2 separate regions of the Homo sapiens genome follow, and region 2 is linked to region 1. A link is a loop called in an ENCODE intact Hi-C map of the cell type or tissue named here. Cell type or tissue: Calu3. All regions are shown on one strand. Links, peaks and the distances in the headings refer to the core of each region. The heading gives the core; the rest is flanking DNA.

Region 1 (15,660 bases), core at 3,815-11,814:
GCCCACCTTTGTTTCCTGAACACAAGACTCCTCAGGTGATTTCAGCTGACTTTTGGAAGCATCAGGCCTAGCTCTGAGCTGCATCCACAGTCTCCTTGCCTGAATCAGCAAAGGTCCCACGGCAGAAACCGGTTGTGTGCTGAGGTAGCTCCAGCATGCAGCTCCCTGCTCCTGCCCTATTCAATGGCTGCAAGCTTCACTAGTTAGAGTTTCCTCCAGCAGGGCTGGGCCAGGCACTGCCACTGATCTAAACCCAGAATCAGCAAATGTGCCCATTGGGAAAGAATAGCTTGCAGGCCTCAGCTCACCTGGGCAGGGCTCTTTTGGGTCTGGAATTTTAGTGCCTTTAAAAATATGATTTAAAAAATTTATTCTGCTTATTTTAATTACTGCAGAAGAAGTATTTTTCTGTTATGACCTACTACATTCTACTCAGAAGAAGTTAACATTTTTCTTTTAATTCCAGAAGTGAATTCTGCTGTGCCCCTGCAAGGTGGAGTGTGTTCCCTTTAGCTGATAGTGCAGATGAAGGGACAGCTGGCTGAGCAGGTCAGGGTATGAGGTCCTTCCCTTAAATGACCGTCTGGTGTGCACTACAGGATTCAGCGTTAAGGAAATTGGATAGGAATGGGTGCAGAATGAACATATGTCAACTCAAGTCTGTAGAATCCTTCCAGAACCTTCCAGGGCAAGAGGCAGATGGATAACAGAGATTCCAGTTTCTCCAGTTCATGCTTCATCCACAGTGCCATGCTGTCTGTCTATTGGTTCAGTTTCAAAAGACACTTAGACTAACCGGAGAGAACCGTTCCTTTCTGGTTGGGGGAACATGCACAGTCCACGTGGCATTTTGAATGAGAGGACTTGGTTCCATTTGCAGCTCTGTAGTTTGAGCAAAGGTATGTAAGTCTTTGCATCCTCTGTTTTTCTAACTGTTAAATGGAGAAAAGAGAATCGTGTCTCTCTCGGGGTTGTAGTGAGGGCTAAACAAGTCAGAGTTTGGAGAAGGGCCCTGTGAGTTCTGCAGCCGTGGACTAGTAAAGATCTGCTCACCTTTAAGGCGCAGACACTTCTCTTCCTCAGGCGGACACCCACGGAAGACTCACTCCAGGAGAAATATTGCCTCACTCATTTTTATTCTAAATCGGTATTCAATTTCAGGATTCATTTATTTGATTTGAGAGTCTTTCTCTTGGATCAAAACAGCATCCAGAGGTCCGGCCTTCAGATGAAACGATCTTCAAGCAAGCAGACACAGCTTGCGCTCCCTCAGGACTGACCAGAGGCTGTGCTTTGGGGAACTCGGACCACTGCGAAAAATCTGAGAAGTGATGATCGTTCCAGGACTGATCTGACCACCCGGGGCGTCCAGCATGATTGGTCGGGGTCCTGCCCGCACCCTCTCACCCCTCCACGCAGAGGCACGGTGGGAGAGGCCCCTGCCCACCCCGGATGAGCCTGAGACTCCAGCCTGAAATGAAGTTGCTGAAATGAGCCCTTTCCCCAGCCGTTCAGCAGCCTAGCTGTTTTACCACTGAAATAAAGTGTCCAATTTATCCTGCCATTTTGAGGAAGCTGTTTTCAGCTGAGACTCCAGCTGGATTTATTTTTAAAAAAGATTATTCTGCAGACCATGGCCAGAACGTGCTGAGAGGCACCCTGGGCAGTTTTCCCTCTGGCCGGCTCTTATCCGTCCTCCCCAGCATGGGGAGATGAGGCTGCCTCAGGCGGCCCAGGCCAGGCAGCTGCCAGGGAGGCTGAGCAGGTCTGGGATGTGCCAGGCAGCTCTATGCCCAGCTCAGCTGGGAACCTGACCCGGAAAGGGCTGGAACCCAAGCCTCACCCTCTCCTGCTCTATTCACTGTGGTCAAGGGAGGAAAGAGACCTGGCGGCTGGGCTTGCAGACAGGCTTCTTGCCCCCATTCCTCTTCTCAGTTCTCGTGTATGCCTGGTGGGGTGTTGACAGGCCCCACTGTGGCTGTGCTGTTTGGCAGACTGCCCTGAGTCTCCCCAGTGCCCATCTCCCTGTAGTCCACGCTGCCCTGGCCTTCCTTGGCCTCCTGATGGCCCCTGAGTTTACTGGAGTCAAAGGGCCAACCTGCGGACTCAGCACCCTTTCTGCTCCAGGTCTGAGGTTTCTGCTGTGAGTGGTGGCACGCGTCACACCAGTTCTTAAATATCTTGAATATGACCCTGCTGGGAGCTGCCCTTGTTCTAAGACTGGGGATGGGGGCAGAGGAGGCAGGAAGGGGATGGAGCTGCTTGTGGTGGAGAATGGAGTCCCCGACCTTCTCTCGAGGCCAGCATCAGCAGACTTCTCCTGGAAAGGGTCAGAGAGCAAATATTTCAGACTTTGTGGGCCATATGGTATCTCTCACAACTACTAAATGCAGGCATTGTAGCAAACCTTCCATAGACAGTCGCTAAAAGCGTGGGCTTGGCTCTGTTCATTGTGGCCTTGTGTTCCCATAACACTTTCTTTACAGACGCGGGTGGTAGGCTGGATTTGGTCCCAGGTTCCTGCCCACACCAGCCCCAACATGGTGCATGCTGCAGGAAGGCCAAGGAGGGGGCCCTCCCAGTGTGACAAGTGCACAGGCTGTGAGGAGCATGAGGATGGCTGATGCCGCTCTCTGGGAGTGGGAGAAACCTGCTTTTCTGCATCCTAGCTTGTGACTTGTCACGTGCCCATAATGGGACACTCTGCCTGCCTCTCGCCATGGCCCCCCGCTGGCCACCTCCTTAGAGTTCACAGTCCAGAAATACGAGGAGCCCGTGGTGGGAGGGGTCCTCACTGCCTCTTTCTCCTGCTTTGTCTGCTTCCCACCCATGAAACCCTCTCCCTATTCACACCCATTGACTGGCTTCTTTAAATTAGAGGAAATTTAATTCCATACAACATGCATGTATCAGATATCTACCTTGTGTTATGCAGTGAGCTGTGCATTGGGGGTACAGCCAGGAAACAAAACTGTAGTAACAGCAGCAAGGTCAAGACAGTAGTGAAGTCACTGCTGAAGGCACAGCACTGGCTGGGGAGCTGGGGCCAAGCAGGTGGGCCTGGTTGCTAGAGGGTGGGTCTAGCCCCTTCCTGCTGATCTTCCAGCAAACTGGGCTTCCGCTCCATTCAGAGCAAAATAAGGCATCCGCACGTGGCTCAGTGTGGCCCTGGCCCCCGCTGGGGCACCCTCTGTGCTGTCCCTTACCCCGCAGAGGTGTGTCTGGTGGAGCTTTTCCACTTTCAATGGCTTTCACACACCGTGGTGCTCTTGGGCCTGTTACTGGCCCAGCCATGTCACCTACCAGCAATGCAGCCTTGGAAATGCGAAGTCAGCTCTCTAAGTCTTGGTTTCTTCACCTGCAGGTGGGGATCATCGTTCCTGTTTTGTAGCGTTGCTCTAGGATGAAATGAAGTCATGAGTGTGGAGCTCTTATGTGGTATGGAGCTTTCCTGCCACGTGGCAATCACTCAATCTGGGGAAATGGCCATTGCTGTAGGCTGAACGTTGGTGTCCCCCCAAATTCCTATGTTAAAACTAATGCCCAAAGTGGTGGTCTTAGAAGGTGGGGCCTTTCGGAATGATGAGGCATGAGGCACAGCCCTCATGGGTGGGATGAGTGTCCTTATGAAAGAGGCCTGAGAGAGCCCTCGTGCCCTTTCTACCACCTGAGGACACAGCGAGAAGACGGCTGCTTGTGAATCGGGACGTGGGCCTGCACCAGACACTGAATATACCAGTGCCTTGATCTCGGACTCCCCAGCCTCCAGAACTGTGAGAAATAAAATTTCTGTTGTTCTACCCAGTTTATTGTATTTTGTTTTGGCAGCTTACATGAGCTATAACAGGCCTGACAGCTGTCCTGTGAGGTCTGCAAAGCACGTGTTATCTTCTCCTTTTTACAGAAGAGTTAATGGAGACTTAAGAATAAAGCAACTTGTCCAAGTTAGTAAGTGGCTGAGTTTCCACACAGATCCGTTCCCTTAATAGAGATAAATCATTGTGTTATATCCATAGAATAGCACACTTTGCAGCTATTAGAAAGAACTGGGTAAACACTCTGCCCATACTGACATAGAGCCTAAGAGTGTGAAGCCCTTACAGCATCCAGGGTCATCACGCCCACCCTCCAGCCAAATACCCAACTATGTCTAATCAGGCCGTGGTGGTCTCAGGGCAGGCCCTGCCATGGGCTTGTCTTAGAGGCTGCTTTAGGGGCTGTTTCCGGCACAAGAGACAAAAGGGGAGCAGCAGGAGGGGCGGCCACCTCTGCTGGGAAGGAGGGGAACCGTCTTGAGGACAACAAATTAAACCTAATTAAATCTATGGAAATATTTGATTACACCTGTGTAATTTATTATGCAAAGTTGCTCTTTCTGACAAATGGAAGCTGCTTCGATAAGTGGGATTGTAACAGAAGGGTTTTCGTCAGGCAAACAAACCCAGCTGGGAGCCTGCCCATGGCTATCCTCCCTCAGCATGATACCCCATCATGCAGACTGGGGGAGAGTGCCCAGGGGAAGGAAGGCTCGGTGTCCTGTGTCCGTCGGCTCATGCAGACTGGGGGAGAGTGCCCAGGGGAAGGAAGGCTCGGTGTCCTGTGTCCATCGGCAAGCCATGAGACCTTAAGCAGGTCCTCTCTCAGCTCTGGAGCAGCCCGTCCAGCCTTCCTAATAAGAAGGGTCCTGGCATTTGCCCGGTATTTTAACATCCACGAAATGCCTTCACATCCATCATCTTTTGTGATCGTCATCCTAACACAAAGTTTGAAAAGCCCCTTACTACTACAAATGTTTTCATTGGACCAGTGTTTGTATATTCTTAAAGCCTTTCCTGACAGGTCCTCGCAATGTATCTGTGAAGTTATGGATGCCGAAGCTCCCCGATCCTTGCTTGATGATGAGAACAGGATAGGAGGGGCAGAAGGGCGGAGAGTCCTGCCACGTTACCCAGCAGAGCTGCCCCACTGTGGGGCTGAGATTGGAGCTCAGGGATTCTGCCCCTGTTTAGTGCCCTCCTTCTGCTGTTCTCAAGGTCTAAGTCACTGCCCTTTAGCCAGCATGGACTTCTGCTCAGTTCCTCTGCTTAGCAGTGTCTAAGGGGCAGGAGGAGCAGGTGCTGTTTCTTTCCAGAAGCAACACGTTGCCGTCGGAAGAATAGGGGTCTCATAGGACTCCTGGAGCCTGGTTTCGGGCCTGCCATGCATTAGCTGTGAGAACTGTGGTGTTAAAAGTACTCATCACTTTTGAACACCCACATGAGTTGGGTGTAGTCCGTGTTTCTTAACACTGTGAACTGTTGCTATGAAGCCTGCTCTCCCTGTAAGGAAACCGAGGGTTTGAATGGGAGGTGGTGTGCTCAAAGCCCCAGGCAGGCTAGCAATCGTGGAGGCTGGGATTTGTCTCGGGGCATCTTTGGGCCAGGCAGCCTCCTCACTGCACCAGGCCTGCAGGAGCTTGGGAGCTCAGGGCAGGGGAGTGGGGGCACTCCAACACCCTGGGCCTCCTGTTCCCTGGAGGAAGCTGAGGGACATGGCCACAAGGGCCGGCAACTTCTGCTTCAAGTGGAGGAATGCCCTGAGGAGAGCAGGAGCCCCGCACTGGACCTGGGGAAAGCTCTGGTGATGCACTGGCCCCACATGGCTCGGTGAGTCCCTGAACCTGCTGGGTGGGCCTGGGGAAGGCGCCCTTTCTTCTGCTGGCTTTAATCAAGACAGGCCCCACTCACTCAGCAGACAGGAAGCCTGCCCGGCTCCATGTTAGGAAGAGCAATGCATTATAGATCATCTCCTGAGACTCTCATCTTACCGACAAAGACACAGAGGCTCAGAGAGGTTAATTAATTTGCCTAAGGTCACACAGTAGGTTAATACCCGACTAACAGAACCAAGTGCAGGCCAAGGTGTCCTGGCACCTGGTCAAGAGATGTCTCTATTACCCGAGCTTCCAGATACCTCCCCTTCTGGTGGTAAAATTGCCAACAGAAGGGGCGAAGCTGTAAAGGTATTAGGACAACTCCATTTAAACCAGGGTTTTTGACACAGTCTTTGGAGGATCTCATGTAGAACGCTCTCCAGGGCTAACTTCAGTGCAAAGCGTGGAGCTCTCTGCACTCCCCATGCATCCCCAAAGGTCCCCTTATTCCAGGATCCAAAAACTCCTTCTAAGCCTCAAAAACCCGCAGCAGGACCAGGCTCTGATTTCTTCTGGGACAAAGAACAGCCCCTACTGGGACTGCTCCAAGTATGGAGCTGAGAGAAGAGAAAGCTCGTTCTGGGACTGGAGTTGCATTTGCCGTAAAGGGGAAGGGGGCCTCTTGACAAGCGCGGGAACCAGCTACAATCCGTTGGTTTAACTGTTTTCCTTCATCTCGTGTGTTGATGCTTATTATTCGGTTTGTTATCTGATGGTTGTTTAATCTATATTTTGTAATTACTCCCCTTCTGTCTTTCTCTTGGATGGTCATGCTTTTTTGCTGTCGCATTGAGGCACTGACCTACATTTCCGCAGGCACGGAAGCCAATTATTTCAAGTGGTGTTTTGTGAGGCGACTCCCTGGCTGTGATTTGGGGGCCCTGTCCCTCTGGTTTGCAGCCCTCCCTGAACTTACTCCACTCACTGGGATCCCTGAAGCCTCAGAGGCCAAAGAAATAGGAAGGACTTGCCTAGCTGGCCGCTTGCTTCCTAGGGGGTGGGAGGGCAATGGTGGGGATGGGAGTAAGAGAATAAGCTTGGCAGGCAGGGGATGGGGGGTCTGGGGAGGGGCACGGCAGTGTGATGGTTTCAGGGCTCAATTCACAGCAGGCAGAGTCTGAGTGAGCAGTTGCAAGGCTGGCCATGTCTGCTTGAGCTGTGCATTGGAAGAATGGGGACCGTGTTCTCCAAGAGAGAACTGTGTATGTTCTAGTGCACTTACAGGCAGAGTGGAAAACCTATTTAAAATTGGGGCTTCTCAGAAAATCCAGGCCACGCTGTTGCTATTCTTAGGTAGCCCCTTGGGTTTCTGAAGGGAGCATAAAGGGAGAGAGAGCTCTGTGGCTGCACTGCAGGCCTGGCCTTGCCATTCCCATGCGGTACAGTCCGCCATCACTCAACCTTTCTGAACCGAAATTGGGATTTATCATGAGGATGTTAATGCCTCAGAGATTACTGTGAAGATCAAATGGATTATACTGCAACTAGCCCTTCACTCTCCTGGGCAACAACCTTAGTATCTGAACTTAGGAACTAAAAAGATTAACTAAAATGATATTTTTTTCACATCTTAAAAAAAAACTGCTCTCTTAGTACTTGCTATGTATAACTCAAGAACCAGCAGATCCAGATAATGCTGTCCTTGTTACCATAACCCTCACTCTGAAGCCAGGAGTCAAACGGAGCTGGAGTGCGCAGGGCCTTGTGTGTGAAAGTGCTTTGTGGACTCAAAGTGCTCACAAATATTGGTTTATGCATTCAGTCACAGAACACATGTTTGTTGAGCGCCTGCTGTACCACAAGCATCCTGGCGAGAGCTGGGAACACACGGTAAAGGAGATCCCAGGGTCCCTGCCGTGCCGCGCTCACGGGCACTGGGGAGAGACTGACAGGTAAAGCCAGGCAGTGCGGCCACCGCTCCCAGAGGATGCGTCCAGCCTTTCTGCACCCCTGGGGGCGCCTGTGCTGAAGAGATGGTGAGTAGGCAAAGTCAGGGCATGGGAAGGTCTCTAGGCACACAGATTCATTCATTCATTTGTTCACTCATTCATTCATTCATCCAAAAACTATTTGCTGAAACCTGCTGTTCCCGGTGCTGCAGGTAGGGAGGGTGTGGTAGGAGAGGGAACTGCGTTTGCCCCATGGAGCTTGCTTTCTGGCTGGAGGTATGTACTTGTTCAGGTAATGCGAGGTGCTGTAACAGATAAAGCCCCAAATCCCAGTGGCAGAATGCTACATAAATTCATTTTGTATTCATGTAAAATTCAGAGCGTGTTCACGGAGCTCATCTGCATGAAGACGGCAGAAAGGGGAAGGGAGCCTGGAGGATTGTGTGTGTCTCCTGTGTCACCCTTTGCAGGGGCCTCTGTGGGTGTCTCTCTGTGTGACGGTGTGACTGCCCCTAGGACACTACAGCCACCTGCTGGTGCTGATCTGGGAGGCCAGGCCTGCAGGCACCCTGCACAGATGCAGTGGAGCTGTGCGGGGCATGTGCTCCCAGGAGTAGGGCCAGAGGTGAGGGTTTGGGGAGGTGCGGACCTTTATTGAGTTTGACAGGCAATGCCTTCCTCAGGAATCTGTATCCATCGCATCCCAAGGTCCTGACAGGGTGGAGGCTGCCTATTTGTCATTTTGGGCTCCCCTTGTCCTGGGAAATCCCTGTACAGTAAGAACACAGCCACTTGGGGCAGTGAACTGGTGGGGTATGTGGAGAGGGGAAGAGGGACAATGGGGCTGGCTGCCCCTCCCGCCACCCTTCCCCACAGTGGCAGCTCAATGCCACGCACCCCAGCCTGGCTGTCTCTTCATATTCCGTGCTATGCAGAGACCATTGTGAGGCTCACTAAACTCACCCATTCTGAAAGTAAATGAGATAAATAACCCTTGATAGGGCAGTGGTGGCAGCACACTGCATCAAATCTGGCGGCTCTGTCATTCGCAGAGCTGGAGGAGACTGCAGTCCCAGGTAGAGGAATCCAGCAAAGAGTGTTCCCGTGCTGACTCATAGGGCGCTGTATCTGAGCCTTAATGACGGCAGATCAATGGTCTAGAAAGTACAATCCTTTTCCTAGTAACCAGACAGGCACACATTCTCTCCAGACTCCAGAAGGGAAGCACCAACAATTTTCAATTAGTATTTTACATCCCGCTACTTTGTAATTACAAACAATTAGATCAGAACACAGCACAGGTGACACACACGCAGCCGCGCCTGCAAGGGAAGTGGCTCTGGCAGGGCTCGGTGCCAGCACCCTCCCTGCAGATGGAATCTCTCTCCTGGAGCAGAGGTCTGTGGGTGGGGAGCTCTGAGGGGTGAGCCCTGTGGAAGGTGCCTCATGCAGGTCCAGGGTGGCAGGTTCAGAGGGGGCTCAGTTACTGCTGAGGCCTGCGGGTTGCTGTGGGAGGGGCCACCACCCCCTCCCCCTGCCACACAGCCGCACCCAACTGTGTGCCTGAAGACTGGAGCCCCAGCCCTGTCTCTGTCCTGGTCAATAAGGCGCCCTCTTCTCAGCCTGAGTGCCCGCCTCCAGCCTCAGAGTGGGCATGAGTATTCCTCTTTTCTGTCTCCAGGGGCTCCTGGGGGCATCGGGGCGAGCCATGGGGGTGGCAGCCTGGTGTGCATCCAAGTTGGTGCTTCTCAAGGGTGAGCTCCTCAGGCCACCTGCGCTAGCTGGTTGGGTACTTGTTACACCTGCCAGTCCCTGGGCCTGGCCCCAGACACACTGGGTCTGAATCTCTGCAGGTGCGGCCTGAGACTCCACAGACCAAGTTCCCGGGGTGGATCTTTCACACACGATGGGCAGAATGACAGCCTACGGAACCCCACTAATCCCAAGAACCTATGAATATGCACCTTAGGTAGCAAAAGGGGCTTTGCAGATGGGATTATGGTTACGGATGGGGATTACCATGGATTATCTGGGTAAACCCAATCTAATCACATAAGTCCTTAAAATAAGAGAATCCTTACCAGCTGTATTCAGAGGCAATGGGGAAGGTGTTTTGAATGACACTCTATCAATTTAGCTGGTAACTACTGTCCCAGTTGCTGAGAGGCTTGGACGAAAGAGCACCAGCAGGGAGTCCATGTCCATGGGGCTTCTGGGACCTCGCCAGTCCTCAGAGGTTGGACCGTGGGCATGGTGTCAATGACACAACCCTAATGTGAAGATTTAGGAGTTTTTGGCACTTACAGATCTGAGGGAGTACATGGTACATGGAAATCAGGGGCGCAGGCGGAGAGAGAAAAGAGACCTCTTGGCCAACGCCTTTATTGGGCCCCGTGTGTTATCCAAACAGTGCGTTATCCAAACAGTGCATTATCCAAACAGGTTTCCTGTGGGAGCTTTAATCGGTGGGTTCAGAGCAAGCAGGCACAAGTTCCAGGAGGTCATACTGTGAATGAGAAGTGGTCCCTTTAAGTTCAATGGCAAATGTCTGAATGGTCCTTTTAAAGAAGTGTGGGAAAGCAAGAGTCCAGCATGGCAGGCAGGAGAGATGCCTCTACATTTTATCTCTGGCCCCTGGCTGAAGCCATTGGGTGGGGTATAGTATTGGGAACTGTGTCAAGGGTGACAGAGCCCTGCTTCTTGTATGAGAAAGTTAAACTTACTATTTTTTTTTTTTTTGAGATGGAGTCTCACTCTGTTACCCAGACTGGAGTGTAGTGGCCCATCTCGGCTCACTGCAACCTCCACCTCCCAGGTCCAAGTGATTCTCCTGCCTCAGCCTCATGAGTAGCTGGGACTACAGGCACGTACCACCACACCTGGCTATTTTTAAATTTTTTATTTTGCCGTGTTGGCCAGGCTTGTCTCAAACTCGAGACCTCAGGTGATCTGCCCACCTCGGCCTCCCAAAGTGCTGGGATTACAGGTATAAGCCACCGTGCCTGGCCTAAACTTACCATATAAACATGGATGCGAAGTCAGCATACAGTTGCAAGCACTCACTATAGAAGGGTCAGAGATACAACATGAGAAGGACCCCCTGACCTTGCTGGCTTTGAGGATGGAGGAAGGGGCCAGGGTCTAAGGATGGAGGGTGGCCTCTAGAAGCTGGGGAAGGCAAGCAGAGTGGGCTCTCCCTTAGCATCTCCAGAAAGAGATGCAGAGACCTGTGGTGTGCACGCACCTGAGACCCATGCTGTGCTGGACTCCTGATCTGCTGGACTGCAGACAGGGAGTTTGCAGTAGTAAGCCACTACACCATGTGACTTGCTGCGAAAGCAGCAACGGGAACCAGACACACACACTGGGTTCCTCCTGCCCTCCCCCCTGCCAAGGGTACATTTTACATTTTTAAAATTAATTAATTTATCTTAATAGACTTTACTTTTCGAGCAGTTTTAGGTTCACAGAAATACTGAGTGGAAGGTACAGAGAGTTTCCGGATACCCTCTGCCCCAGTACATGCACAGCCTCCCCCAGCAGCAACATCCTCACCACAGTGGAACATTTCTTACAAGTGAGGAGTCTTCACTGACATCATCATCACCCAAGGCCCATGGCTGACATCAGAGCACACTCTTGGTGCTGCGCATTCTTTCAGTTTGGTGGAAGGTATAATGGCACGGATCCACTGTTACAGTCTCATGAGGGACTTTAAGAACCACAGTTTCTAGATAAACTAACATGAGGGTCACACCTGAGGTCTGGACACCCTGAAAACAGCCCCATGTGACTGAGGGACAACAGTCCTCATTTCCTTCTTCCCTGAGCAGACACAGCATCCAAGCCAGTGAGCACTCACAGCCCTGTTGACTTAATGAGGGTCATGTTATCTGTTTCCTTCGTGGGCAGGCCAAAGGTCCTAAAGGGTATGAGCACTGTGTAGGTTATCTTTGAACCCATTTGATTGTTCACTTGCTCATTCATTCATCAAGAGTGACTGAGCAGAGGCCAGGCATGGTGGCTCATGCCTGTAATCCCAGCACTTTGGGAGGCTAAGGTGGGGTGGATCACCTGAGGTCAGGAGTTTAAGACCAGCCTGGCCGACATGGTGAAACCCCGTCTCTGTTAAAAATACAAAAATTAGCCAGATGTGGTGGCTGGCACCTGTAATCCCAGCTACTAGGGAGGGCGAGGCATGAGAATTGCTTGAACCTGCGAGGTGGAGGTTGCAGTGAGCAAAGATCGCACAACTGCACTCCAACCTGGGTGACAGAATGAGACTCCATCTCAAAAAAAAAAAAAAAAAAAAAAAAAGAGTTACTGAGCAGAGCCTGTGAGTGGAATAGACTGGGCTTTGTGTGGGGGCGAGATGGGAACATGAGAAGGTGAGGTTGGAGCACACAGAGGTAGAGATGACATCTCTGAAATGAAGGCATTCACGTTCAAAGAACGGACCTGGAAGCTGGAGAAATATGTTGTACGGAGCTAGATGTAATCAAGTGACTATGTGGTAGCCTGCAGGAAGTTCAAGGGGGAAGTGGTGAGCTCTCTAGATACAGTAGGGTTTTCTAAGAATAGAAAATGTCAGGGTGGACAGCCAGCAAGGGCAGAGGGAACAGAGGTGCCCAGGCACAGAGGAGGCTGAATCTGTTGTCACTTACCTGCTTTCTTAAAGTTGTCTCTCCGTCACCCACAATGTGCTGAAAACATCTGACTTCACTTTTTCAGCTGCTTTTCTGGCTAGGTCATGGGAGGATGCCCCATCCTGAGCCAAAGGTTGCTGCAAGAAAGTCAGATGGGACTTTTGGAAAAGGTTTTCTTCTGAATAAGACAGCTGGAAGAAAACACTGCTCTTCTCACTCTTGGACGTGGCCATGTCTACATTCTGAGCTGGCAGTGGCTTCAGCAAACATGCAGGGAGAGGGCTGCAGTCTCTGAGGGCAGCAGGGCAGAAAGCCTGCGTGCAGCCCCCGATGCAACCACTCAGTGGCTGCATGAACCCGAGCACTGGCCTGCATCCGAGCGTCTAGTTGGAATCTGAAATAGTGATTGTGCCCATAGATTGTGTCCCCATTATGGGGATTTCCCGTGACCTGCAGCCCAGCAGGTGGAAAGATGACAACGTGAGGCAGGCTGGTGACGAGCCTCTGCAGTCAACACTGGAATTGCATGTGGTCACTCGACATCACAGGGGGTGTGTTGGGCGACACCCTCTGAAGCTGCCGCCCTCTTCGAAGGCCTCTTGACACCTCAGATCCCACCGATGCCCTATTTCATGTGTCAGTTTTCATCGACAATCCCTGTGTGTGGTGTTTGAGTCTGAAATAAGTGCTGCTCCTGCCTCAACCCCACCCCCCTGCTGCCTCCCCACACATGGGAGAGAAGCCAGCAGCTCCAGCTCCTGGCCAGGGAGCTGCCAGGGGCAGCCAGGGGCAGGCCTTCTGTGAGGGCTCGGGAGACACACACTCATTCCTGTTATCTGTTTATGAATTGAGGAAGAATTAATTTGCTGATTGAGCAAGCAATCTCTCTCTCTCTTTCTAGGACATTAGTTGACCTTTATTCGTGTCTTCAGTTCCCTGAAATAATTAAGAACCAGAGCAACAGATGATTTGCGGTTCGATCTTGATGGCCACTGCTTTGAAATGTGGTTTTTGGAAAGTCTGAAGTTTGGCTGTAGAGCAATTTTAACCCTGGGTCACAGCGCCGAGGCACATCAGGGCCAGGCCTCTGCACCTGCCGGCCCTCTCGCCGCTCTGCAGCTCACGTGGTACAGCTTTCTTAGGGGATTCCTGATGCTCTGTGAGGCTGAACCAGCAGGCAGGGCTGAGGATGAAAGGGCTCCCCCTCCTCCCCGGCACGGCTGCACCCACAGCCATCCAGCATGATGGGAGGTGACACTGTCCCTGGGCCGAGAGTCCTTCCTTCTCCATTTCCTACTTGGTTTCTTACCAGGACCTTGGCAATGTCCCGTGAACAATGGTTCTTTGTCCCTGGCTGAGTTCAACCATTCAGTAAAGCAATCCTCTCATCTGAGCCTCCAGAATTCCTTCACTATTGCTGTCAATTTTTCTTTCTTTCTTGGATATTTTTGTTTACCTTTCATTGTTTACTAAACAAAACGTTCCTCTATAGCTGGTGGCCCACACCCTGCGGGAGCTATTTCTGCCCAGCCCCCAACTTCTGCATTCCGACCTCAGCATTACCCCAGCAGTGGTGGCTGTTGACTTGGTCACAAGGCCTGGCCATAGCTCCGCTTGTGGTCTGGCCTGGGGAAGCCCATGGAACTGTGTTTCTCTGCCTTCCTGGAGACCTTGGCATGTTTTATCTGTGTGACCTTGACAAAGCTGACTCCATGGTTCTTAACTTATGCTTCAGTTTGCTCCCTAGTTGTCTCATAAGGAAGGTCATGTGTCTGAGAGCTTTGTATAGATTGTGTAGGATAACCTGTAGCCCAAAACGCAAGTGTTTGGTTTTATTCCTGTTACAGGAAAAACAGGAAGGATCCCTCAGTTATTTCTGGAGAAGAAAGGAAACCAGGCCAGTAAGCAGGGAGTAATTCCTACTCAGGTGAGGGAGGGGCATCCACACTTTGTTATGTTTGGAGATCCTTCGTGTGCCCAGACACTCTGCCACATGCCCTTGCCACACATAGAGCAATGCCCCTTGGGACCCAAGGCAGGTAGGGGCCCGAGAGGTTGGAAAGGAGGGGAGCATGATAGCGAGGGCTCAGGCACAGCAGTTCCGTGCCTGGCATCCATGCACTCTATCCTCCCACCAGCCCGCAGGCCACACACGCTTGTGACCTCTGTTCTGCTGGACACTGCAGCAGGGAAGCCATGTGTCCAGGCTGGGGTTGCACAGCTAGCAACCAGGGCATCTGGGGTGTGTGCCCACGCACTCCCACCCCAGAAAGCACCCCGATCCAGGCAGAACACTGCCTCTGAGATGCTGCACCATCTCCATCTCGTCAGCTCAAGCCCCTGGGCTCCAGGCCCACTGGACATCTCATCTGGGTGATTGGCCAGGGCCTCCCACCCAGGGACAGAGAACCCTCATTGCTTTTCTCCAGCGAGGAGGCTCAGGTGCCGGCAGAAGCTGGCTCAATGCATGTTAAGAAAACTAAGGCCCAGGCAAAATGGGCCTCAAAATGGGGCTCCCTGACCCCTAACCTCTCTCACATCCTGCTGCAGTGGCCCCACGGCCAGCCCCAGGTGTCAGCACCCAGTTCCCAGCCCCTCATCCTGTGCAGACAGTGGAGCTGTTCTCACAGAGTTAACAGGAATTCTGGGTGGAAATACAGCTGTAATTACACACTAATCAGCCTGCACTTTGACCCACTTCTTTGTAGGCAAAAATCAGTAGATACTGCCCATGCATATCCCAGTCGCTCCTGTAGACATGCTCTCTGACATTAGGGTGGCACGGCTTTTGTTTAAGAATTGATCAGACAGATCCTGAATGCCAGTGAGACAGCCAATGCCAGCCAGTTTGAAGACCCCCACAGAAGGACGGAACCAGCCTGAGAATACAGCTTCTTCATCTCCCCATCCCACTACCCCACCCTGCACTTTTTGACCAATCAATGATCTCCACACTTCAGCCCACTTCCAAACCCTTAAGAACCCTAGTCCCAAACTCCTCTTGGAGATGGATTGGAGGTTTCCTCTTTTGTCCTCAATGTGGGGCCGTATAATTCAACCTCTGTCTCTGCAGCAACCCTTGTCTTGGTGCATCATCGGGCAATGGACCTGTTACAATTACAAGAGAGGGAGTGGAGGCTCGGGGAGAAGGCAGAGGACTGGTGACCGGTAGGAGAAGAATCTCGTGAAAGTGGGTTGGTGAGGGCTGCACAGGAGGAAGGAGCAGGTCAGAGGGTGCAGTGCCATAGTGTGGGGGTCCTGCGGCTCATGGAACACACAGACACCAGAGGGGGCAGGAGACAGTCTTCATTCTCTGGAGAAAGAATCCTCACTAATTAAGCATATCTGCCTGGACACTCAAGGGGCCCCTTAAAACACCCACTGCTTTGAAAATGGAGCAGCATGTCTCAGGTGCCTCCTGACCCATCAGGGC
Region 2 (15,660 bases), core at 2,559-10,558, 320 kb before region 1:
GGGGTTTTTCCATGTTGGTCAGGCTGGTCTTGAGCTCCTGACCTCAGGTGATCTGCCCGCCTCGGCCTCCTGAAGTGCTGGGATTATAGGCGTGAACCATCACGCCCAGCCCATAGTGCTCTTCAGTGTCAGTTATAATGACCAAAGTTCTAGCACTGTGGCCTCAACCTCTAGGTCTACAACTGCATTTTACTAAGTGCTAGGATAAGAGATGTCTGGAAGTCCCCTATCCTGTTCTAGGTTGATCTGGATGTGTGCTAGAACTGTCCTTTCTCCATATGACAAGTGGAATAACGACAGAAGCTGCCATTCTCTAGCTGTTAAAGGCTATACCGTGTATGGGAAATACTACAGTAGATCCACTTTCACAACTTCGTGGTGCTTCTTGTTGGCAACACCTTGTTGGCAACACTGACCCTGTCCTAGAACAGTATATGCAATCCTGCCCACAGCTTCCATGGGACTTAATGAAGAGCAGAAAGAATTTCAAAAAGTGGCCTTTGACTTTGCTGCCCGAGAGATGGCTCCAAATATGGCAGAGTGGGACCAGAAGGTAGGCGTTTTTCTTGTGCTTAGACGTTCTAACAACAGATGTCTCAGGCAGACCTTTATCTTTGTCTCCTGATAATGTAATTGTTAAATGTCTCCTCCACTTACCAACTCTTACTGCAAGTGAGAATACCGGTAGTGGATGATTTTTCCTAGAAGGCATCCTGATCATCTTGTACATAACTTTTTTTTTGTTAGTTGAATAAAGATTTGGATATAAAACTAAGGCAGTTCTATAGATAATAAAAAGAAACTTCTTAATGCCAGAACAAGTTTTTACAGGACCCATGTTAACTGATAACCACTGTAAGATGACAAACAGGCATATTAAGAGAATTCATACGCTGTCGCATGTGCAAGCCTCCTAATCCCTCACTGTGCCCTCTAAAAGGAAGGCCGTCTCTGAATCAGCTGCTGATCACCCTGCTCTCTTTTGTACATAGGAGCTGTTCCCAGTGGATGTGATGCGGAAGGCAGCCCAGCTAGGCTTCGGAGGGGTCTACATACAAACAGATGTGGGCGGGTCTGGGCTGTCACGTCTTGATACCTCTGTCATTTTTGAAGCCTTGGCTACAGGCTGCACCAGCACCACAGCCTATATAAGCATCCACAAGTGAGTGCCCAAGCTTGGAAGGCACAATGAAGTGCTCACTCGGGCTGACTGTGAGAGTTCAGATTCGTAGGAAAAAGATTGATCTTTTGAAGCTGAGTGTCCTCAAGGAACTGGACTTAAAAGTACACTCTAGGGGCCGGGCGCAGTGGCTCGTGCCTGTAATCCCAGCACTTTGGGAGGCCAAGGCAGGCAGATCACGAGGTCAGGAGTTTGAGACCAGCCTGGCCAACGTGGTGAAACCCCGTCCCTGCTAAAAATACAAAAAATTAGCCGGGTGTGGTGGCTGGCGCCTGTAGTCCCAGCTACTCGGGAGGCTGAGGCAGGAGGATGGTGTGAACCCGGGAGGCGGAGCTTGCAGTGAGCCGAGATGGACCACTGCACTCCAGCCTGGGCGACAGAGCGAGACTCCATCTCAAAAAAAATAAATAAATAAAATAAGTACACGCTAGGTCTGTTGCTGCCTGTTGGACTTGATTCTGTCATCCTGTGTATTGCTTAGGGAATCAGGTCAGCCAGCTTTCTCAGAAATCTTATTTTGAGCTGGTACCAGGAGACTTCTCCAATAGAGTGATCAGGGTCCTCTCACCCTTTTATTTATTTATTTATTTTTAAGACAGAGTCTCGCTCTGTTGCCCAGGCTAGGGTGCAGTGGCATGACCTCGGCTCACTGCAACCTCCGTCTCCCCGGTTCAAGTGATTCTCCTGCCTCAGCCTCCTGAGTAGCTGGGATTACAGGCACGTGCCACCACACCTGGCTAATTTTTTTTCATATTTAGTAGAGATGGGGTTTCACCATGTTAGTCAGGCTGGTCTCAAACTCCTGACCTTGTGTTCTGCCTGCCTCGGCCTCCCATAGTGCTGGGATTACAGATGTGAGCCACCGCACCCGGCCCCTCTCACCCTTTTCCTCAATCCAAAGATGGAACTGCCAGTGATTTGAGGAAGTAATAGAAACTACTAATAGAAAGCACATATAACTCTGATTTTTAGAGGCTCGTGTAACCTAACTAGAAGTAGTACAAACGTGCTGGTGAGAAGTACCTCAGCCTGGTTATCTCTGGGTAGTCCTTATTCCAGGAATATGTTTTAATCCACCGTTTGCCTTTAAAGAGTCTTCCCAATTGTGACTCTCCCCTTCCCACTCTTCTGCTTTACTCCACTGCCCTGCCCTTTGTTCTCTTTCCCCTTCTCCCCCATTTTTTTTTCTTTTCCATCTTTATTTCTGTCATTGTCTTTTCTTCTTGGTGTACCTATCAGCATGTGTGCCTGGATGATTGATAGCTTCGGAAATGAGGAACAGAGGCACAAATTTTGCCCACCGCTCTGTACCATGGAGAAGTTTGCTTCCTACTGCCTCACTGAACCAGGTGAATTTGCCACACTGCACTGAGATATAGCAGGGAGAGATGCTTCCTGCTCAGATGGCATTACCGAGCACTCCTTCCAGCCTCTTGACATGTCGAGCCACTGTTTATCTAGCTGTTTGGTTGAGGAGTAATAGAGTCCTGTGACCTGATGTCACAAGGACCAAGAAGCCTATCTGGTGTGTTGGGAGGTAGGCAGTGGCCTGACTGGTATGAGCAGTTTCCACCAAGTACAGAGAGTTCCTTTGGCCACTTGGGTTTTGCAGTGACACACTCTGAGCAGGGTCTGTTTAGAGAAGATTTCCTAGAAGATAGAATTGTGCTGGGCTCCCTCGACCTCACTGACTTTCTCACCTTCTCTCTGCTGCCTTTTGATCCCTCCTCAGGAAGTGGGAGTGATGCTGCCTCTCTTCTGACCTCCGCTAAGAAACAGGGAGATCATTACATCCTCAATGGCTCCAAGGTACTAGCGTGCGTCCTCCCAGAGCACTTTGGAGATTGTTCCCAGCTTCCTCCTGACATCCTCTGGTTCCTTCACATCCGCGGGTTAATACTCCCATAGGATTTTTATGTGTTGGGAAGAGAACCTCTGACCCATTTCTCTTTCTTTATTCTCACTGTTTGTATCTCTCCTAATCTGATTCCAGATCATTTCGTTGACTTTTGTCTATCCTTTTTATACTCTCTTGGACTGCCTCTCTGATCTGCAGTCACTGCAGCGACCTTTTACCTCACCTCAGTCTCTGTGCCATTGGACCTTATTGTCAGTCTCTGTGCCATTGGACCTTATTGTCAGTCTCTGTGCCATTGGACCTTATTGTCAGTCTCTGTGCCATTGGACCTTATTGTCAGTCTCTGTGCCATTGGACCTTATTGTCAGTCTCTGTGCCATTGGACCTTATTGTCAGGAGGACCCAGTGGTGTTCCCAGACGCTGTGAGAACTCAAGCATTCCCTGGTCCTTTTGCACCCCTTTTACCCCCACAGGCCTTCATCAGTGGTGCTGGTGAGTCAGACATCTATGTGGTCATGTGCCGAACAGGAGGACCAGGCCCCAAGGGCATCTCATGCATAGTTGTTGAGAAGGGGACCCCTGGCCTCAGCTTTGGCAAGAAGGAGAAAAAGGTGAGTGGCTGTTGGACAGGAAACAATTCAGGTTATGAGACTCTGCCACCTGCCAGCCCAACTCCTGCTCTATTTCAGAAAACAGGTTTGCATACTTGCTAACCTACCTTTGAAGCAGTTGCTTCTATTAGGATTTTCAACAGGAGCATATGAAATACAACAGGGCATTATTAAACACTAGGCCTCTGGGGAAAGTGACAATGTTTGCCAGTAAATTCTTCAAGCCACCTGTGAGTGTTCTGACCTCTCCTGCCTCTGCTTTTGGCCTGTGTTCCTTATCCAGCTGCTTACGTTGGTGCACTTTGTTGCTCCAGGAAGAGACGCTTAGAGAAGACCTGGTGTTGGCCACAAGTCTCAGTAATGGAAGGCGTGTGGTCCCTTTTGCTTCTTTGATTAAAAATAAAGTAAAACTCATTGGAGATGATTGTGGGTATTTCAGCAACCCAAGAAGGACACTTAGGTACTGTAAGTAATTTGAAAAGTAAGATACTTCTAGGATTAAGAGCCGCCATGGCCAGGGCATGAACAGGAGACTTGTGATCATGTAACCGTAATTGGTAATAAGGGCTCAAGACCCATTCAGATTTTTTAGACCAGATGCTCAAAGCAGTCATCTCTCTCTAGTTTGTACTGTTATGGGGGGACTTTGTGAGAGAAGGCAGGTAATGAAATGACCCCTAAGTGTACCTCTTTCTCACAGCTCCTCGGGTTTCTGTATTTTCCTACAGGATCCTTCCTGATCCTCTGTAACTGTAAGGCATTATGCATTTTAGCATCCCCTTCTCTTTGGTAACACAGCAACCATTTCCTAGGCTTCTACTGTGTGTGAAGCCCATGCTAACTCCTGGGCAGGAAGACCTTCAGTAAAAGGCTTAGAAATGGAGTTTATCCTATCAACAAAAGAGAGCAAGGAAATGATGTAAAGGCAGTCTATTTTCAGAGCCAGAGAGGAACTGGGAGATTGTAGATAGTTTGTGGTTTTCAATTAGAGGCACTGAAATTGGGGGCAGTTGGTGTCACAATCCTAAAAGAAGTTGTGAGAAGTGTTTGTAGGTTAGTCAGGTAGAGTAGACATTAGTAGATTCTCTTAATAAGTTAGAAAATGTTTAGCTGAAACAGGTATCTTTCTGAGTGCTGACAGGCCTTTAAACCTGAACTTTTTCTTTTTCCTCATTTTAAGTTCTTGTGGGTCTAAGTCTTGGGTGCTGAAACCCATACCTCACAGGCTCCCGTCCCCAGGGAAGGCCGCCCTACCTGCTGGATTGTTGGGCAACCACGCAGTCCCTGATTTTTGCCAGGTGGGGTGGAACTCCCAGCCAACACGAGCTGTGATCTTCGAAGACTGTGCTGTCCCTGTGGCCAACAGAATTGGGAGCGAGGGGCAGGGCTTCCTCATTGCCGTGAGAGGACTGAACGGAGGGAGGATCAATATTGGTGAGATACGCAGGGGTGTGGCAGGGAGGTAGCGGTCCGGGACAGGCACTGCTGTTTTCCAGCTTGGTTGGAACGTCGGCGCTCTTCCCCTCTAGCTTCCTGCTCCCTGGGGGCTGCCCACGCCTCTGTCATCCTCACCCGAGACCACCTCAATGTCCGGAAGCAGTTTGGAGAGCCTCTGGCCAGTAACCAGGTAACCTCTGCCTTGCCTCCACATGGCTTTGCACTATTTGCAGCCCGGGACCTGCTCTAGGGCCCACATTTCCAGGAGAGAAGCCAGGAAATTCCTCTGTCAGTCCCACCACTGTCCTAGCCAGAGCTTGTGCTTTATTTCTGTCCATCTTTTCTTGGGATATCTTTAACGATATTAAAGTGTCGGGTGAGTGAAGTGGACTTAGCACTTAAAAGCAATAAATTTCCTCTATAGAAAAAGCAAGAGACTTTGAAGCTTTGGATCACTTAGAAAAGGCGCCTCCGAGATGTCTTACCGAGGCTCCTGCACCAGGTGCTGGTCTAAGCCCCTCAGTCTTGTCTGGTTCTCTGCTCCCTGTGCTGCAGTACTTGCAATTCACACTGGCTGATATGGCAACAAGGCTGGTGGCCGCGCGGCTGATGGTCCGCAATGCAGCAGTGGCTCTGCAGGAGGAGAGGAAGGATGCAGTGGCCTTGTGCTCCATGGCCAAGCTCTTTGCTACAGATGAATGCTTTGCCGTAAGTGATTCCTCTGGCTCTCCTGGGATGGACAGGGAACAGCTGCTAGGCCCAGGGGTCTTGAGAGACATGAGTCAGATTTGGAACCCAGCCCTCCTGGAATCCCACAAGGATCACCTTAAGCTTAAGGATATAAATGAACTCATGAGCGGCCTATGTGGGAGCTCTCATCGCTGGCTTTTAGGCCTGCTGCATGCCATTATACACTTCATTATGTCACTGTTGTTTGGTTGTGTTCTAGGCGAGAAACCACCTTTGGAAGGTTCACAGCAGCCCCAATTTAGCACTCTGCCATGTTTACATTGTCAGGCTGCATTGCCACTAGGGGGAACCATAGCTTTTTATCATCCCAGCCAGGGTGGCTGTGGGCAGCTTCTGCCTGGCAGGTAATAAGGGAGAGGGGCAGAGGGCTTTGAGTCGCCTGTCTGGGGGGAACTGACAAGTTTAGTAGGTGAACTTCCCTTGTCTCTAACCATACAGAATGTGGAGGCCCTCTTTGAGCTTGGCTGTTTGTGGTTCTTTCATGGGTTTATGGCGGGCTGCCAGATCGTGGGCTGGGGTAGGAAGGGAAGCTGCTTGCTCCACAGTCTTCCCAGAGTCCAAGACGTCTAGTCCCTGTCTCCCTGCAGATCTGCAACCAGGCCTTGCAGATGCACGGGGGCTACGGCTACCTGAAGGATTACGCTGTTCAGCAGTACGTGCGGGACTCCAGGGTCCACCAGATTCTAGAAGGTAAAAATTGCCAGAGGTTATTCTCTTCCCTTCAGAACGGGGGCGGGATCGCTGCTTTCCCCACTCTCTGTCCCCATGCCTCCTGGGCCTCAGGGTGCAGTCAAGCCCTGTCTGTCTCGAGGCTTCCTCCTCCCTCCCGTTCCGCAGAGCTGTTCTGGCAGGGGCCTGGAGTCCAGAGCCGCAGCTTCGTCCCTTTCGGGGGGCCTCAGATCGCTCTGCTGCTGCCCTTTTCCTCTGGAGATCTGCGAGAAGGGTGAACTGAGATAATGGATGAGAAAGCATGTTGAAAACCACAGCCGGGGCTTTTCTCTAAGGTTATCGAGTACGTGGTTCTCAGGGATCCAAGAACAGTGATGGACAAGGCAAATGTGAGCCAGTATGGTCATCAGTAGCTCTATATTGATTATCAGCCAGATGGCCTAAAAGATACCTGTCTCAATATTACTAGTGTATTTTTCAATAAAATAAACCATCACTATATGGGTATCTTCTTGGTAGTCACAGACATTCTATCGAGGAAACATGGAAGCCGTTGGGGTCGGGCTCGGAGCCTGGCTGTCTCCACTCTCTACAGCCAGTGCGGAAGTCTTGAAATGACACGACTCTTGGAAAAGCAGGAGGGGCAGAGGCTTCTTTGAGTGACTTCGGTGAAGCAACGTGAGGCTGCCTTGCTGGAAACATTATATAATGGGGCTTCCCTGCCCCTTTCACAGCACCCTTCTCAAACCTCAGCCTGTGCTGGAATCGCCTGGAGGGCATGGGAGCGCAGATTGCGGGCCTCAACCCCAGAGCTTCTGCTCCAGAGGGTCTAGTGTGGGCCTGGGAATTTGTATCTGCAACAAGTCTTCAAGTGAGGCTGCCACAGCTTGTCTGAGAACCACACTTTGAGACCCACCGCTCTGGTGTTAATGTCAGAGTCACAGGCTACCACAGGTTAGACCGCTGCTTTCTTCTGCAAACCTCATTCCAGAAAGATGTTTATGGGCTCAGTCGCCAGTGTTCAAACTGAATTCCCGAGAGTCGTTTTCCTTCCATTACTCTTGGAATTGCTTTCTCACTGAGCTTTATGTGCGTAGGAAACTTCGCCTTCATTCTAACTCTCTCTCCACCCTGCAATAATAAGCAGGAAAACATTTATTGTAGGCCACACCATCACCCACTTACAGAAGAATTGGGGCACTCATCACTGTATCACTTTGTTTCATCATGGACTTTACTGTTGGATAAATCTACAGTTTATGCTTTATTTGAGACGATGTGACTACTGATTCCTCGAGGGGGTTTATATTTCTTTTTGCATTAAAGGCCACTGCTAAAAATGAAGCAAATAATTGATACCCTCCTTTCAGGGAAAATGTTTTCATTCTTTTGTAAGTCAGTTTTCTGATTACCAAAGAAATGTGTATTTATTGTTGAAACCTTATAAAATTAGGAAAAGTAGGCTGGGTGCGGTAGCTTATGTCTATAATCGCCGCACTTTGGGAGGCTGAGGCGGGTGGATCGCGTGAGGCCAGGAGTTCGAGACCAGCTTGGCCAACCCGGTGAAGCCCCGACTGTCTAAAATTATAAAAAGTTAGCTGGGCGTGGTGGTGCATGCCTGGAATCCCAGCTACTCGAGAGGCTGAGGCAGGAAGATCGCTTGAACCCAGGAGGTGGAGGTTGCAGTGAGCTGAGATTGCACCATCGCACTCCAGCCTGGGTGACAGTGAGACTCCATCTAAAAACAATACAAAAAATTAGCCGGGCCTGGTGGGGCCTGGTGGCACATGCTTGTGGTCCCAGCTACTCAGGAGGCTGAGGCAAGAGAATTGCTTGAACCTGGGGGGCGGAGGTTGCAGTGAGCCAAGATCACACCACTGCACTCCAGCCTGGGCGACAGCAAGACTGTCTCAAAAGAAAAGTAAAAGAAAAAAAATCACTCATGTTTCTACATCCAGAATGTTATTTTGGTACATCTCCTTTTAGGCATTTTACTCTGCCTTTGTTGGTACATTTTTAATTTTAATTAGAATTATCCTGTATATACTGTTTTTATTCTGCCTTTTTAAACTTTATATAAGCATTTTTACCATCAGAAGAAGTTTTTAAAAAAGTATTATTTCCTGACATTTTTCAGTACTTTGTAGAGAAGTCTCTGATAATCTCATCTCTCCCAGGCTAAAAGCAATGATTGTAGTTTAAATCTGCAGCTACTCTGAACTAGGCCTGGAGCAGCCTGGTCAGAGCTTTACTAAACTCTCAGACTTTGCTGCTGTGAAATTCTTCCTCCTTCCTCCCTCTTACAGGTAGCAATGAAGTGATGAGGATACTGATCTCTAGAAGCCTGCTTCAGGAGTAGAACCCACACTTGTTCTGGCCTGGTGTTCAGTGCGACTGCAGTCAGTGTTGAGTGGTGCCATGTGGGCCGCTCTATTCCAAAGGAATCATGGATTAGACCCAAGGGCTGAGCTCCTCTAGGGCAGGACCTGCACCCTGTGTGTTGGCACCAGCATCGGGTCTTGGACTGGGGCAGAATCCCCAGTGGAACCGGAAGAGCTGGACTGATGAGAAACATCAGAAGAACACATACTACCTTGTTTTCCTAATGCCAGAAGGGTGACCAGTGAAGATTCACCGTCAAACCATGAAAGTCCTTTCTTGGATCCACTTTATCTTGATTAGTCTGCATTTTACTAGTTCACTGGATCCCTCCTCTAGGGGCCTGGGGACTTTCACTGATGCTCTTCCTGATTCTAGAGCAAAGGTGTGGGAAGGGGAAATGGAGGAATGCCCTCCTGTCTGTGTCGTTCTCTGTGCCACAGCTACAGATGCAGAAGGTTTCTCTGGATAGCACACCTCTGAATGTAAATCATGATAAAATGGATATTTGGAAACTTACTCCTAAGCTGTGATTTAGGGTGTATTTCTACTTCTGGACTGCCTCAATATCAAGGGCTGAGACTTTTGAATTTTGAATATTCGTTGGGTTTCATGTTAAGAAGCCTGTGGTCTAGGAGTGCTATTCAGTGTTTCTTTTCCTGATAAACACTTTGAATATTTTTTTTGTGTTTTTGTTTCCTTTTCTGAAGCTGTTCCTCCTTTTAAATATTTTTAATCACATTGATAAAATCTATCCTTCACCACCTCTGGTTCTACTATAGTTGATTTTTATTTTAAATGTTTAATTGTATTTGATTAAACACTTAACTGGATTTTGGAATAATAAAACTCTCGTCCAATTTGGCTTTTAAAAAGCAGGCTCCTTAAATTATTAATAACTTTGCAAACTAAGCATTGTTTATGATGTATGAAAGTAGAATTAAAGTGAGATTCACAGATGGGACTTCAGGAGACCTTGTTTTGTTTGTTTGTTTGCTGTTTTTTGTTGTTTTTGAGACAGAGTCTCGCTCTGTCGCCCAGGCAGGAGTGCAGTGGCACAATCTCAGCTCACTGCAACTTCTTCCTCTGGGGTTCAAGCGATTCTCCTGCCTCAGCCTCACAAGTAGCCGGGACTACAGGCGCAAGCCACCACGTCCGGCTACTTTTTGTATTTTTAGTAGAGACAGGGTTTCACCATGTTGGCCAGGCTGGTCTCAAACTCCTAGCCTCAAGTGATCTGCCCACCTCGGCCTCCCAAAGTGCTGGGATTACAAGTGTGAGCCACTGTGCCCAGCCAGGGGAGCTCTGTTATAACTTACTATGTTACTCCATCCCCTCATCCCTATTGAAAAGAATACGCAAGACATTAACTACAAGCCAATGTTTAGAGAGAAGAGAATATGTGTCTGTAACAACAACAAATACTGTCTTTTTTGAATGAAGGAAGTTTTGGGTGCTGCAGGAGGACAGGGTGTGGGCACACTACAAAGTTTAAAATGTATTCCTGCCGCCCAAGGCCTTATTTAAGAGGAGCTAAGAGCTGTATTGCAAGGCAATGATATAGATCTGTATAAAGCTGAGAAGGCGACAACCTATAAAAGTGATGAGGGAGGAAGGGATTCAAATTAAGCTTTTATGAGAATGTGGTCAGGCATGGTGGCTCACACCAGAAGTCCTAACTACTTGGGAGTCTAAGGTGGGAGGATTGCGTGAGCCCAGGAATTTGAGGCTGCAGTGAGCTACAGTCATACCGCTGCACTCCAGCCTTGGTGACAGAGTGAGACCCTTGTCTCTGAAGAAAAGAAGAAAAGATTTTATGAAAACGTCTAATTAGAATCAAGAAAGTCAATTTCAGACAGGAAGGAACCAGGAGCAGGAAAAGTACAGGATTTATGTAAAAGCTGTTTACACTTTGGTTTAATTGTGGTTTGGGGTTGGCATGAGACAGAAGGAAAATAGAAGTTGAATCCGGATGGAGAGTTATGAAAGCCAAGGGTGGGGCTTTATTTGGTAAGCAGTGGAGAGCCATGGAAGGTTTTTAATGCGGAAGATAGGAGATTGATTCATTCATAAGAGCACTCTGGAATGCACATGTGGGATGAATATGAGTGAGGCAAGACAGAAGACATACCAGTCAATGGGTTCTTGAAATAGTCAAGGAATGTGGCAATTCACGCTGGATGTGGAAGGTGGAAGGAAAGACAAGTGTTAGCAAATGCAGACCTGTCTGCTGTGGAACTTGAAGACCTTGCTAGTAGTCAGGCTGCTTCCTGGCATTCCAGGCCTGAGAGGCTTCTATTTTGACTCAAAGCAAAAACAAATGCTATGTTAATGTCTTCCTATGTGTCCCCTTCATAAGATTTTGGTGAAATCATATTAAAAGTGCATTTCTCAGTATCACTCTCAGTTATTTAGAGATTTCAGTTCCCCAGTACCCTGGCAAGGGATTTGACGAACGTAGCAAGAACGTCGTGAACTTTGAGCTAATTTATATCATTGTTCATTTGTCTGTTTAATAAATAAAAGCAAGAAAACCAGAGCAACAAATGTCTTAAGGAAAAGCCTGTGTGTCAGGGGCTGTATAGGTGCAGAACACATGCAGGTAACCAAATACAACTTCGCTGGACAGACCTAATGGACTGGGGGCTGGGAAACAGGAGACACAATTTCAGTAGGAGGCGGCAAGGACAAAGGCATACACCACGTGCTCTGAGGCATGAGAGGCCTTGCGGTCATAACACAATGACTTAGGTCAGAATTGGATTTCCACGTGGTTTTAATCCTAATAATTCCTCAAACTGCCTCCAATTATTACAGTTGTGAGGAAAATCTAACTGTATACCCACACACACACACACACACAAGAATATTTACAGGATCTTAAAATTTTCTCTTCCTCCTTTATAGATTTGATAAATTAGAAATGCCTTTTTTACTTTAGTGCTGATCCAATGATACTTTTACTTTAAAAACACTAAGATTCCTCCAAAGCATTTTCCATGTATCAATCTCTCGGTTTTTATGAGGGGTTCTTGCACAGAGGAGACAGTCAAGAAATCCTAGCGTGAAATTGACTTGAGGAAAACAGCAACTACCAGTGCTGGCAGCAGCCGCAGTTTGGGCCCCGGATCCAGACTCCTACATCTAGATGTGATTGCCTGCTCTGCCACTGACTAATTGTGTGGCTTTGTTACCGAAATGCCAGGGGTTCAGTCTAGGTCCTGCTGCTCACCGCACAGAAAGCCGATGACTGAGATGACAAGTATTGAGAGGAAGAAGCTTTAATCGGCTGCTGCAGCCGCGGAGATGGGAGCTCAGTCTCAAATCCATCTCCCTGAGGGACTAAAACTAGGGAGTCGTATACCAGGGAAGAAATGTACCAATGTGTTAAGAAAGCAGGAACTAGGAAGGGGCACGGAAGCAATTGTGATGAATGAGGGGTCTGGCATCTCGTCTGGATGTAGTGATCTGGTGAGTTCCAGTTCTTTGATACCTGTTTTGAGAGGCCTGAAGGTCTCTGAGGAAGGAACTCAGATAAAACAAATATAAGGTTCAAGCTTTAACACCAGAAGGTCAATTTCTATGTTTATCCAAAAAACTATCTATGGGACTGCTGGGTCACTGGGTCGCTTTCGGCTTTAAGCAAAATTACCACAACTCTCTTCAGCTTGTTTCCCCATGTATATTGGAGATCATAAAAGCTCCTACCTCATAGCATGGTTGGTGAATCAAGAGGAAGAATAAAGGGCTCAGAACAGAGCATATCAAGCAAAGCGTTATTAACCTCTTTCATAAACGAACATAGTGAGCCCTCCAGAGAATAAAGGGCTTTCTTAGACGTACACGGGTGGCAGGCTGAAGGTCTAAAGCACAACTCTTCCCAGGACCTTTAAGGTATTTAAGATTGTGTCTGGGAGTCTGTGGTGCTGAACACCTAATATTTCTGGTCTGCCTCTCTTCTGGGTAAATGACAGGAATGCATTTCCCTTTTGTCAATTTTACAAAAACATAAGCACATGAGCACATTGCTAAGATTTTTTCCCAGGGTCTTAGAAAGAAGGGGTCCATACAGGCCAGGCCTGTAATCTCAGTGCTTTGAGAGGCCTAGGCGGGAGTATCGCTTGAGCCCAGGAGTTTGAGGCCAGCCCTGGCAACATAGCAAGACCCCATCTCTATAAAAAATGTAAAAACTAGCTGGGTGTGTTGGTGCACACCTGCAGTCCTAGCTACTCAGGAGACTGAGGTGGGAGGTCATGGCTTGAACCCAGGAGTTTGAGGCTGCAGTGAGCTATGATTGTGCCACTGTACTCCAGCCTGAGTGACAGAGCAAGACCCTGTCTAATAAAGGAAAAAAAAAAAAAGGAGGGGGCCACATACAGGTTTCACAGGTTAGGAGCCCAGAAGCTTCAGCTTCATCAGCTTCACAGTGAATTTCCCACCGTCCATAAATTTGCATTGTCTAAATACAATTTTTTTTTTGAGATGGAGTCTTGCTCTATCGCCAGGCTGGAGTGCCGTGCCGCAATCTTGGCTCACTCCAACCTCCGCCTCCTGGGTTCAAGCGATTCTCCTGCCTTAGCCTCCCGAGTAGCTGGGATTACAGGCATGCGCCACCACACCCAGCTAATTTTTGTATTTTTAGTAGAGACAGGGTTTCACCATGTTGGCCAGGATGGTCTCGATCTCCTGACCTCGTGATCCACCTGCCTCGGTTTCTTAAAGTGCTGAGATTACAGGCGTGAGCCACCGAGCCTGGCCCTAAATACTTCCATATGCATTATTCTTACCACAAATTTGTTTCCTCTTTGGCACCCAGAAAGCCTTGCTATTCTAGGGCATTGTGGTCAGTAAAAGCCCCGTGTGGCTGGAAGCTCTCCGTGTCCATATGGACCCGGTAGGGGGACAAGGGGACTGCCGCGTGGACAGGGGGACTGCCGCAGTGGACGGGGGACTGCCACAGTGGTGCGGTAAACAGACTGGAGCAGCATGGCTCTGTGCATCTCCACCGCAGCAATTCCAGGTTAGTAACCCACACCAGAAGAAAGCGGAGAAGGACCCTCAGGGGCCAGAGAATGAAGTGGGATGCCCAACTGGCCAGTCCTTCCAACTGAAAATAAACCCCAGACACCAGGGGTGGATGAGGAGGGACACAATGAGCCAGGGTGAGAGAATGTCTTTCCATTGCTTGGAGTGGAGAAAAATGTGCCACTGCAACCTCCCTGTGAAAAGGCAGGGCCCTCAAAGCTTCTCCCACACTGCAGGCAGGACCCAGGTTCTTTGTCACCACGTGTGAGTGTCGAGTGTGGATGCACCAGCTCCTTGTCCCTGTCTTTCCCGGCTCCCTGCCCCTTTCACCCAGTCTCTGGATCTGGAACCAGAGCATCCTGGGGCTGGGGAGAGTGCGAAATCATGCACCTCCTATCACCACAAACAGAAAGCATGCACCTCCTATCACCACAAACGGAAAGCATGCACCTCCCATCACCACAAACAGAAAGCATGCACCTCCCATCACCACAAACAGAAAGCATGCACCTCCTGTCACCACAAACAGAAAGCATGCACCTCCTATCACCACAAACAGAAAGGAATCTCAGCTTTCCTCCACTAGGGGGTATTTAGTCCCACAGAAAAGAAAGGGATGCCCAATTCCCACCCCAGCTGAGAAGCAGGTGTCTCAAGTCTGAGGCAGCCATCACTGCCCAGGAAAGATGGGGCCTGGGGTTAATTTTCTAGTGTGCGCTCTTCGGCATGGTTCAGTTCTCTGCCTCCCCAACTTCAGTATGGGCATCACCATTGCCTCAAGTCTTTATATAAACAATGCTCCAAGACAGTCCACTGGTTACTTTCCCCAACCCCCACCTGGATGAAGATCCTGAGCCTCCCACACAGAAATTCTGGTCCTTCAACAGAAAATCTGGAAGTTTCTATTGAAACTTCCATTTTATCTGCAAACCAATGTGTGGGCATAAGAGTCTTCCACCAGACTTGAAGGTGATCAGAGTCTGAGAAGCATATTTGAATCATCTCTTCATCCTCAGTGCCTTCCTGGCACATAGTAGGGAACTCAATGTTTATTGAACAAATAGAAAAAGACTGGAAAAAAAGGATCATCAGCAATGATCGCTTCTTGCAGCTACTGGCAAATCTCACACAGTAACAGAGAAGATATCCCATCAAAAGTCAACTCATGGCTGGGCGCAGTGGCTCACGCCTGTAATCCCAGCACTTCGGGAGGCTGAGGCAGATGGATCACCTGAGGTCAGGAGTTTGAGACCAGCCTGGCTAACATGGCAAAACCCTGTCTCTACTAAAAATACAAAAATTAGCAGGGCATGGTGGCGGGCGTCCGTAGTCCCAGCTACTCAGGAGGCGGAGGCAGGAGAATCACTTGAACCCAGGAGGTGGAGGTTGCAGTGAGCCGAGATCACGCCACTGCACTCTAGCCTGGGCAACAGAGCGAGACTCTGTCTCATACAAACAAACAAGCAAAAAAACCAAAAAACAAAACAAAAGCAGCACAGGGAGTGAAAAGGCAAACTCAGAGGCAACACACTGTGTAATCCATTTACGTGGCATTCTGGAATCAATGCCATTATAGAGTTTGAAAACAGGTTAGTGCTGCCAGGGCTTAGAGTTAGTGATGGGAGGAGGAATATCCACACACGGGTGGCATGGGAGCCCTGTGGTGTCCAGGCAGGTCTGCAGACCGGCTGCACAGGGGCAGCCCAGTATTGCCTCCCTCCCTGCCCACAGTTCCGAGCTTGCTTAGGGG

What was found. Peaks named below come from ENCODE experiments on the same cell type or tissue, not always from the same donor. Only the 100,000 strongest peaks of a DNase experiment are listed, where the experiment ranks them.
Region 2: it touches region 1 in a loop (4-fold over the local background); 3 of 110 quality-filtered maps call a loop at or near these places.

The regions. Positions count from the first base shown.
Region 1 is chr11:134,571,473-134,587,132 of GRCh38, forward strand. No RefSeq gene overlaps it. Among named protein-coding and RNA genes, the nearest start is that of LINC02706, 130 kb to the right of the region's middle. RefSeq lists enhancers at 1,226-1,836, 3,988-4,488, 4,489-4,989, 12,513-13,158, 13,159-13,803 and 2 more. In Calu3, for the core only: no CTCF peak of the experiment used is centred there; a DNase peak (open chromatin) is centred at 8,139.
Region 2 is chr11:134,256,096-134,271,755 of GRCh38, forward strand. ACAD8 (acyl-CoA dehydrogenase family member 8) reads left to right here. Exons shown (of 11, transcript NM_014384.3): 2 at 453-553; 3 at 993-1,162; 4 at 2,420-2,529; 5 at 2,913-2,989; 6 at 3,513-3,650; 7 at 4,949-5,084; 8 at 5,180-5,277; 9 at 5,643-5,795; 10 at 6,425-6,527; 11 at 8,813-9,760. The coding sequence ends at 8,865. Among named protein-coding and RNA genes, the nearest start is that of ACAD8, 10 kb to the left of the region's middle. RefSeq lists silencers at 4,486-4,535, 6,038-6,087. In Calu3, for the core only: a CTCF peak has its summit at 6,106 (motif pointing right); a DNase peak (open chromatin) is centred at 6,146.